Regions from separate parts of the Homo sapiens genome. Here region 1 is linked to region 2. A link is a loop called in an ENCODE intact Hi-C map of the cell type or tissue named here. Cell type or tissue: PC-9. All regions are shown on one strand.

Region 1 (5,000 bases), 180 kb after region 2:
TCGGGCAAGCACCTCAGCCAGGGAGTAATGGAGTTAGGGAGGAAGGGCCCAGGCAGAGCCAGAGAGAGCCGCAGGAGCCGCTTAATCTGCCCCTAGGAAGTGCAGGCTGGGGACAGCAGGCAGGAAGCAGTGGGCCCATTCCTCAGCGCTAATGCCCCCAGCCTAACACAATTACCCCTTCCTTCTCCCTCAGCCCAGGCAAGGGGGAGGTTGCATGGAGGGCAAGCATGCCCCGCAGCTGGGGAGGGTGGGGGTCATGGCTGGAAATCCAATCAGGAGTTCCACTTTAGTATTAGCCTGAGCTACCCATTTTAGCTGGAGGGGTTTGCATAGATGCTGGGCTAAAGAGATGCTGCTGGAAGATCTGTGAACCACTGCCTTCCCTGCCCCTCCCTGGGTGCCAATGGGACTGGATCTGGAGACTCCCATCCCCGTCCTGCAACCCAGTCCTCCTGCTGCAGTCTTACCTGTCCTCTGAAGCCAGTTTGCTAAGTCTTGAATCCCACCTCATGGCTGGCCCCCACTGCTGCTTCTCACTCCCCACCTCAGCCTCTCGCCCTCCCTCTCTGCTCCACATTGATATAAATGGAGGCTTCGGCTGCCTTTAAATAGTCCGATCTATCAGAGGGGCACACGCTGCCCATAAATCTGCTGGGGCTGATGGCTCCCTAAGTGGACTGATAGGAGCTATTTCCGGCAAGGTGTTCAGTTACTCTGTCCCTCCCATCCCTCCCCCTAGCTTGCCCTTCCCCAGGGGCAGGGACCCTTTTTGTCATCTGGTAATTGGCATTTTTTCACTTGCACTTGGTCCTGCAGAGGGAGTGCAGCGCCCAGCCCAGCCCCTAACTGGATTAGCATTGGCTTTCAGAGAGGGTCCCTCTGGGGTCGACCTTCCAGTTCAAGAGATCAAGATCGAGCTGTTGGTTCAACAAGGAAGGGGGCTGAGGTGGGAGGTGGGTACCCAGGGGAGCCAAGACTAAGTGCGGAGGGAGGGGGTGAATGAAGTCCTCAGCCCCTCTCTGGCTAAGCCTGCCTGTATCCAGCACCCTAGCCTATGGAGCATGGAAGAGACCAGAAGACAGGCTCTGGAGCTGGGGGTCTCCATCCTGGCTGTCAGAGTCCCTCTGGCCCTCCCCGTCAAGGCTGCCTCGGGCTAGCTGTGAGCTTTCCCTTTCTAGAAATGACCTAGGATTGAAAGGGGGATGGAAGTCTGAGACTGGGATGGGGTTTCTCCAGACAAGTGGTATGGATCTGAAACAGAAGCTGGAGAAACCCTAGGGCCAGCTGTTAGACAGTAGGGGGCCTGGTGCAGGAACACACACACATTACCCTAATTTGGAGGGCGGCTGCTAATGGATGGATTTCCCTGAAGGAGAGAAAAAAGACCTCTGGAGGCTGGGACCTGCTGGGGGAGACACAGAAATGCCCTTGGAGGTCACCCCAGTGACCTGTGGTCAAGAGGTCACTATGGCCACTCAGAGATCACCACTAACATAGCTCCATTTCCTATCCCATCCCCCTGTGGTTTTCAGAGGGCAGAAAGCTGAGCCAGCCTCGTTATACCGGCCCAGGCCCTTGCCCCTGCCAAGGACCCCTAGAATAGTCCTGCTAAGGTTCTTGTGTCTAAAGAAGAGGAAAAGCTAGAGATGGTGAAGGGCAGAGAAGAATGGATGGAGAATCACTCCTTTAATGCATCCGTAAGACACTTACCAAGCTTCTCTCCTGAAATCTGAGTTCTTGGGAATGGGACCGAGTGGAGGGGTCAGTGTTCCTTATCAGGGTGCGGGAGGTGGGATGCTCTTGCTCATGGACTCTGGTTAGGGAACCAGGAACAGTACAAACAGAAGACTTGGAAGAGTGTTGTTTTGAGCAAAACAAGACTTGCTTATTACAGTGACCCCATTTCTGACCCAGCTGTTGGGGATTAGAACATAGCAAGAGGGTGAAGGGAGGAGCATGTGATGAGATTCCCAGCTGTGTATGATCCTGGGACAGGGACAAGAGTTGGCCACATAGCCCCCGCCAGAGTCTCAGACCTGAAGGGGACCTTTTCTCCTGCTCCAGGGAAGGGGCTGAGCACTCAGCAGTGACCAACTGAGAAGCCCCGTGAATGACACCAAGAATGCCTGTTGAGGTCATCAACAGCATTTCTCAAGCGATCTTGAGAAGATCGTTTCTCAAGATCAGGAGACTTGGAGAGAGCCTACCCTTACTGGGGCAGGGGTGGGAGGGTAAGGGAAATAGACTGTTTAGCAGCAATCAAGAGAGATTCTGAGGTGGCCACTAAGACCCTAGGGATAGCCTCACACAGCATAAGTCGTTGTTCTCTCTTCCTCCCTTCACTCATTCATTCGCTTGCTCACTCAGTACACTCTGACTGGAGCTCATGGAGCTCACATCTACTAGGGAGAAAGACTTCTGAACAGACATGAAACTCAGTGTACCAGGCGCCATGTGAACCCAGAGGCTGTGCGAGTCCCTGCTGAAAACCTGCCTGGGGAGCCCCATTTCACCCTGCAGCTCCAGACTCCACCCGGACTCCTGGAGGTTCCCATTGACCCTCAGGCTCCTCAGACTCAACTTGTCCAAAGCTGAACTATGTGATCATGCCTCTGACTCTGTTCCCCAGTGAGCATCCCTAACTCAGTGAATGGCACACAGAGAATCAGCGCTGTGTCACCACTGCTGGAATTCTGGTTCCTCCTAGAGTCCCTCTTCTTCAATCTCCACATCCAACTAGAGATCCATCAGAGTGTCCTTTTCAACAATGTAGGTGACACTGTGCCACTCCTCTGCTGAGAATCCTCCAGTAACGAGCCCTCCCAATCAGGGTAAAATCCTTACTGTGGCCACAAGGCCCTGCCAGTTCTGCCTCCCTCAGCCTCCCTGCACTCATCCCCACCTCACTCTGCTCCAGCCACACTGGCCGTGTGGCAGCTCCTCAAACATTCTAATGATATGACTCACATGTATTATCTCACATAGGTATCTGTGCACCGATGCTTGTCTTTCCCACCTGTGACCTTGAGCACCCTGAATTTATCTTAATTCTTGTTGGATAAATTCACCTTTGTAACCCCCATCCCTAGCACAGTGCCTGGCCACATGGTAAATGTTTGTTTAATGTCTGCCAAATAAATGAATGGGCAAATGCCAGCTGGGATATCCCTGAATGAAGAAAGACCCTAGAGAAATGTACTAGTCTAACTCCTTTGCAGGATTTGGAAGGCGTTTCTCTGTAGTCCTTGCCCTCCTGAAGCACTCTCCAGATGCCCAGGCCAGGAATCAGCGGGGATGGAGTTGCGAAGGCAGGAGAGTGGCAGCCTGTTCAGGAGAGGCTGGGACGCGTGCAGAAGGTTGCTTGGGTGGAGTCCGAGCTCCCCCACCAACATGTTGTGTAGCTTAGAACTTATTATCTCTGTGCCCTTTTATTCTTTCATTTATGGGATGGGATGGGGGATTCCATGGGAAGGCTTCGGAGGCTATTCCTCCTTGAATATTCTAGGATGCTACAAAAGATGGTTTGGGTCCAGACAGACTGGGTCTGGGAGCTCAGCAAAGGAGCCTCGCTTTGGTCTTTTTGGCAGTGCAGTTTCTAAGCAGAAAAGTTTGGCTTCAGAACTTGGTCCATTTCAGAACTTAGAGGCAAAAACTTCCTTCCAGCCCTTTAAACAGACCTTGAGGTTTTTGGAAAACTGATGAAGAACAAACACTTCACTTGCGGGCAGTCTGAGGTGTGTGGAAGCTAAAGAGAGGTTGTCTGTGGCAAATGCACTGTCTCCCCAAGGGAGACTTTGGAAAGGTGCTTTTGTCTGTTTTTAGACTAGCCTCTCTCCCCGCCCCACTATCCCCAAAAATTATTATAAAGAATTATTGCCATTAGTACGTCTTTCCTACTGAAAGGAGAAAATCGCCTCATTCATAATTTATACCCTCAATTACTATTAATAAAGAAATATTTCAGCAGAAAATCGCCTGGGAAAATTACACGTAACATTGCATTAACATTCTATTTGAACATTTTCATCACATTTGTTATAGAGTTAATAAGAGGGATACGGTCCCCTGACTTCTTCATGAAATTATGGGCTGACGATGATAGTTTAATCTTTTAGACTTTATATAATATATTCACTTTACTAATTGAGCTATCCAAGGAGCAGTTAGAGATGTTCTTAAATGTGGAGACAGAGGAATCAGGGCCATGACTTTGCTGCCAGAGGCACCGCCTGTCAGGATGGGGCTGTGGGCAAAGCCTGCTGACTTAGGCACCAGCTCAGACCCCACCCTGGCAGAGCCAGGATCTCTACACTACCTGCTGAGAAGCCAGGGTCTGGTGGGAAGGGGTGTGGGGCTGCTGAGGGGGAACAAGGAGGAAGGGAGAAGGAAGGCCATGGGGAGCTGAGAAAAGGAGACAAAAGGGGCATTTCTTTCTAGACCACTCCTTCAATAGTCATTTGTTTAGACGCCCTCTACCCGCATCGTCCTGGGCCCCAGCAGGAGTTCATAGTCTGAAAGGGGTAGCAGGCCTATGATGGTGTTTGGTATTACACTTGGCAGTGGTTCTAGGTGCTGTGAGCTCCTAGAAGATCGGGCACCCTTGGGACCATCCTATGAAGGCCCCTAGAGACAGGTGCCAGAGAAGGCGCTGCCCCTAAAGGCCTTTGCAGCACAAAGGAAGGAGTTGCTGTTTTTCAGGTCCGAATGGAAGCGATGGGTATATATTTTGGGTAATGGGGAGGAGAGCTGAGCGAAGTTCAGACAGTCCAGTCCTTTGTCACTGCTGTAGTGCCTGTGCTTTTCCATCCCTCATCTCAGTGAACAGCAGCAAAGCTGAGAGGCAGATCTAGTGAGGGTGGAGGTCCTGTTCCTGACTCACCTTCCATGACGCCTTTACTGGGGCTTTTCTTACAAACCCCATCCAGCGCTGTCCCTTTCCCTTGTCCACTTTTCTATGACAGTATTCTGGGGGATCTTTGGTAACATTTCTTCTGAAAATT
Region 2 (5,000 bases):
GGAGCCAATGATGTAAGTCCCAGAGTCAGAAGGCCCAAGAACCTAGAACTCTGATGTCTGAGAGCAGGAGAAGATAAGTGTTCCAGTTAAGAAGAGAGAAAGTGAATCCACCCTTCCTCCATCTTTTTGTTCCATCTGAGCCTTCAATGATTGGATGATGTCAGCCCACATTGGTGAGGGTGGATGTTCTTTACTCAATCTACTGATTCAAATGCTAATCTCTTCCAGAAACAGTCTCACAGACACACCCAGAAACAACGTTTTACCAGCCATCTGAGCATCCCTTAGCCCAGTCAAGTTGACATATAAAATTAACCGTTGCAGTGGGGGAAAGAATGATTGCAGGAAGACCCATTATTTATGTCATCCAGGCAAGAGGCTCCTTTGAAGCTCTGTATTCTAGCACCTTACTGTGCATGGCACATGGTAGGTAACAAGTGGAATGAAACTTTTCCATGAAAAATGATAGTGACTTGAACGGAGGTTGGGAGGGATGGCAGTAGAGATGGAAAAAAAAGTGAAAAAAATTGAGAAATAATTTGAAGACAGAATTAACAGGCCTTCATGATTATTTAAATATGGAGAGATGAGAGCAGGAAATGTCAAAGATGGCTCAGCTTTCTGGCAGAGATAGATTTAATGGAATATTGATGAGTTTACTTTTGAACAGGCTGAGTTGAAGGTACCTTGGAGATATCCATTTGAAGAAGTCAGGTAAGCAGTTAGATATATCAGTCCAGAACTCCAACAGCAAGGTATATTTGAGGAGCATATGCATGTTGTTAGTAACTGAAGCCATAGGAAAAGTTAAAATTACTTCAGGAAGGGATATTGAATGAAAAGGGAAGCACTCCTAGGACAGATCCCTGAAAAACTCTCCTACTTAAAGGTTTAATAGAACACAAAGGAGGAGTCAGCAAAAATGTTTGCAAAAGGGCAGCTGGAGAGATAAGAGGAATTGGGAGAGTGTGGTGTTTCAGAAGACAGGAAAGAGAATAATTAAGGAGAGAGTTCAGGGTAATTCTAAGAGAGCAAATGAAATGATGGGCCATGAACTGTAAGCTCGACAAATGGGGAAGTGAAGACAAGAAGGGAGTAATAGAAAGAAAGGGGTCAATAAACTGATATTCAAATGAAAGGGAAGAATAGTTGCAGTTGGACTAGCTTAATAATGAGCTGGAAGCATAGGTGCTTGTGGTCAGAAAGTAGACTATCTGAATTAGTGATTTTAGAAGTAGAGAGAATTTTAGGTCATGATGACAAGATCCAGGGGGTGACTGTGAAGGCGGGTGGTTGAATAGCAATGTAGGAGGACATGGGAGATACTCTGGGTCTCTCTTGAGGATTCTGAAGTCACTTAGGATGATGGCAGTACTCATGGCACAAGAGAAGACAGTAAGCCAAGTGCCACTGTCTTCTGTGAGGTGGGGAGATTACAGTTACCAATCACGGAGAGAGTAGTAGGGGTTTTCACAAAAGGGTGGAAAAGCAGTGGACTCTGAGTAGCACTGGGAAGCATCCTCATCTCCTGACAGTACATAGGTGTAAGAATATGAGCGGATCTCTCTTGAGGGAGCTGCAGGGTAAGTGGTGTAGAGAGAGCCAGGTTTAGATAAGGCATGAGGTGGCAGGAACATTCAGAGAAAAGTGTTTGAGGGCACAGGAGAGTTGAAATTCCAAAGGGCAAATGGAAGGTTTTGGCAGGGAGAGAAGAGAGGGGTTGGATACTTCCACACTTAAGGAAGTATGTAGCATTTTAGGAATGATAGCTCATATAGGACAAATATGGGAAGAGACAAAGTATCTATATTTGGAGCTTTGACCTATGACAATAGGAATGAAACTTGATAGGTTTAGTCTCACTTAGCCCTCAGAGAAGAGTGGACACAAGGGCTTAAAAAAAAGTCAGCTGTGGTCTGGAAAGTCCTGCAAACATTTCTTCTCACGCAGAGATGTGATTAGTCATAGGAGATGCAGCAGAGGATAATAGTAGGGAACAAAAAAGCTTGAAGTTCAAGGCTCTTTGAGGAGAGGGATGAACAGTGGCTCTAACAAGATTGGATTAGACCCAGGATCCACTGGTACCCTGTTTAATCAAGGCTTGGAGGTCTGGATGTTTGTAGCTTGGGATAGGGTGGATGTGAAAGGAGGAAGTGAAGGGTGGCCCAGGAGTGCTTCGGCAGCACATACGCTAAAATTGGAATGATACAGAGATTAGCATGGCCCCCTGCACAAAGGATGACACAAACATTTGTGAAGCCTTTCATATTTAAAAAAAAAAAAAGAATGGCCTTTTCTTTTTTCTTTTTTTTTTTTTTTTAGACAGAGTCTTGCTCTGTAGCCCAGGCTGGAGTGCAGTGGCACAATCTCGACTCACTGCAACCTCCACCTCCCAGGTCAAGAAATTCTCCTGCCTCAGCCTCACGAGTAGCTGGGATTACAGGCATGCTCCACGATGCCCAGCTAATTTTTTTTGGCATTTTTTAGTAGAGATGGAGTTTCACCATGTTGGCCAGGCTGGTCTTGAACTCCTGACCTCGTGATCCTCCTGCCTCAGCCTCCCAAAGTGCTGGGATTACAGGCGTGAGCCATCGCGCCTGGCCAAAGAATGGTCTTTTCTTGACCCTAGATCTATAGGTGCAGATACAGTTTAGAACTTCGGATATCTGTTGTATTACAAGTTTTAATTTTACTCCCCAAGTATAGATATAACAGCTAAACTATTATTTTTAAATATTTTCACTTGTTCTTACAGGTTAAATATTTAAATTATTTGGGCCATTTTCCCCAAATTTTACTCTTATTTTAGCATATTCTATATTTGCTTAATTTTTAATTTAAGTAATTGTTTTTATTAAGTTAATGTCAACAATAAAAATTGGTTTCGAGTTGGTATAGTGATAGAATTCAGAAGTCTTAACAAAACTGAAAGTTGTCACACATTTCAGGAGGTAAAGTATAAAGCTTAGTTTTTAATTTGTCCTTTCCTTGCCAACACTTTATAGAATCAATAGAAAATACATTAGCAGAACTAGGCCAGTATCATACACAGTGCACTTTCCTCACCACCCTCAGCTCCTTGTAACTTCTTGCTCCACTGAATTTCTGAGAACCTTTTTGTCTCTAATACTCACTTGGTACTTTTTACGGATATATTCCATTCTTTTCTCTCTGTGGAAGCTTTTTGTTTTTTATCTATATATAATCAATTTAAGATGCATATTTTTCCACATTTTAACAGCTCTGAAATGGGGATGCATCTTATAATCTAAACTATCTTTGATTTGATAATGTACAGTACTTTGTATCACTCCCCCAAACAGCCTAGTATAATTCCTAACACACAGTAAGCACTGAAAAAATGTTTGTTTATTGATTGATTATATGTAAATTAAGAAGAGGTCATATAATTCGAATTATTACTTAAATACAAATGTTAACCTGACCTCTAGCACATCCTCGAACTCTTAACGTTCATAAGTTTTTAATTCAATAAAATGTGAGATCATTTCAAAAAAGAGGAAATGGGCCAGGCATGGTGGCTCATGCCTGTAATCCTAGCACTTTGGGAGGCTGAGGCAGGTGGATCACCTGAGGTCAGGAGTTTTAGACCAGCCTGGCCAACATGGCAAAACCTCTACTAAAAATACAAATTAGCCCAGTGTGGTAGCGCATGCCTGTAATCCCAGCTATTCGGGAGGCTGAGGCAGGAGAATTGCTTGAACCTGGGTGGCAGAGGTTGGCGTGAGCCAAGATCATGCCACTGTACTCCAACCTGGGCAACAGAGAGAGACTCCATTTCAAAAAAAAAAAAAGAAAAGAAAGAAAGAAAGAAATGAATAAGGAAAATTTAATTATTTGCCTGCTTTTATAATATTTAAAAATGGATTTAATATTTAAAAGGCATTCCTTAATAATACCTACCTTACTTTTGTGTAAAATTTGTTACACACACAAAAAAATTTCTGCAACACAGGAAGAAAAATCTATTAGAAGAGAGAGTATATGATTTACCTGAGTTCTACAACTAGTAAATGTCTTGGCTTCTTGCTTATAGTACTCGTTCTTTTTACTAGACTCTCTTGTTCCATGGAAAGGCAGATATACAAAATGCATTCTTAAATGCAACCCGTTTTTGCAGAGTGCTTTTTAAAAGTGATTGCCATGAAGTGAAATTCTAACTGCATATGTGCTGCTGCATTCATTTCTTTCTAGTCTTCAAAAGAAAGGAATGGAAAAGATACAACAGAGCTGAAGTATAATTGCTTATTAGGTGTCGTTCAATGAGGGAGGCAGTAAAAAGTGAAACTAGTATTATTGCATAGTAAAGAGCACCTTATTTAGCTCTTGGGAAAGATTGAAGGATATTTACTGCAAAAATGCAATTTTCTCCGACTTCAAAGGAATCATCACAAGAGTCAACCCATTTTCCAACTTAGAACCTTTAAGTCATTCCCATGATGTGTTTCTATTCCTTTGTCTCACGTGGCTCCTCTGCAATTCCTCTTTCGTGCCACTCCATTGCTTAGCTTCTATTCGACTTTTGGAGGAACTTTCACTGCTACATATTGATTTCTGGGCTCTCCTTAGGTTAGGTTACCCCTTTCCTGCTTTTATTTTTATTGCAATAATATCTTTTTTTTTTTTTTTGAGACGGAGTCTTGCTTTGTTGCCAGGCTGGAGTGCAGTGGCCCAATCTCAGCTCACCACAACCTTTGCCTCCCAGGTTCAAGCGATTCTCCTCCCTCAGCCTCCCGAGTAGCTGGGATTACAGGTGCGTGCCACCATGCCCAGGTAATTTTTTTTCTTTCTTTCTTTTTTTTTTTAGAGACGGGGTTTCACCATGTTGGCCACGATGGTCTCGATCTCTTGACCTCAGGTGATCTGCCCGCCTCGGCCTCCCAAAGTGCTGGGATTACAGGCGTGAGCCACTGTGCCCGGCCTGATCTTCCTTTTTCAATTATTTCTTTATATTTAGTTAGTTTGTTTTGCTTTTTTAG

Evidence for each region. Hi-C counts contacts between places; a loop is a spot of excess contacts. Peaks named below come from ENCODE experiments on the same cell type or tissue, not always from the same donor. Only the 100,000 strongest peaks of a DNase experiment are listed, where the experiment ranks them.
Region 1: a loop joins it to region 2, with 8 times the contacts of the local background. A loop is called at or near these places in 2 of 110 quality-filtered maps.

The regions. Positions count from the first base shown.
Region 1 is chr1:44,565,380-44,570,379 of GRCh38, forward strand. The region is part of intron 2 of RNF220 (ring finger protein 220); the gene reads left to right. Among named protein-coding and RNA genes, the nearest start is that of MIR5584, 22 kb to the left of the region's middle. In PC-9, no CTCF peak of the experiment used is centred here; a DNase peak (open chromatin) is centred at 2,952.
Region 2 is chr1:44,388,551-44,393,550 of GRCh38, forward strand. It overlaps the pseudogene RNU6-369P. Among named protein-coding and RNA genes, the nearest start is that of RNF220, 14 kb to the right of the region's middle. In PC-9, no CTCF peak of the experiment used is centred here; a DNase peak (open chromatin) is centred at 1,901.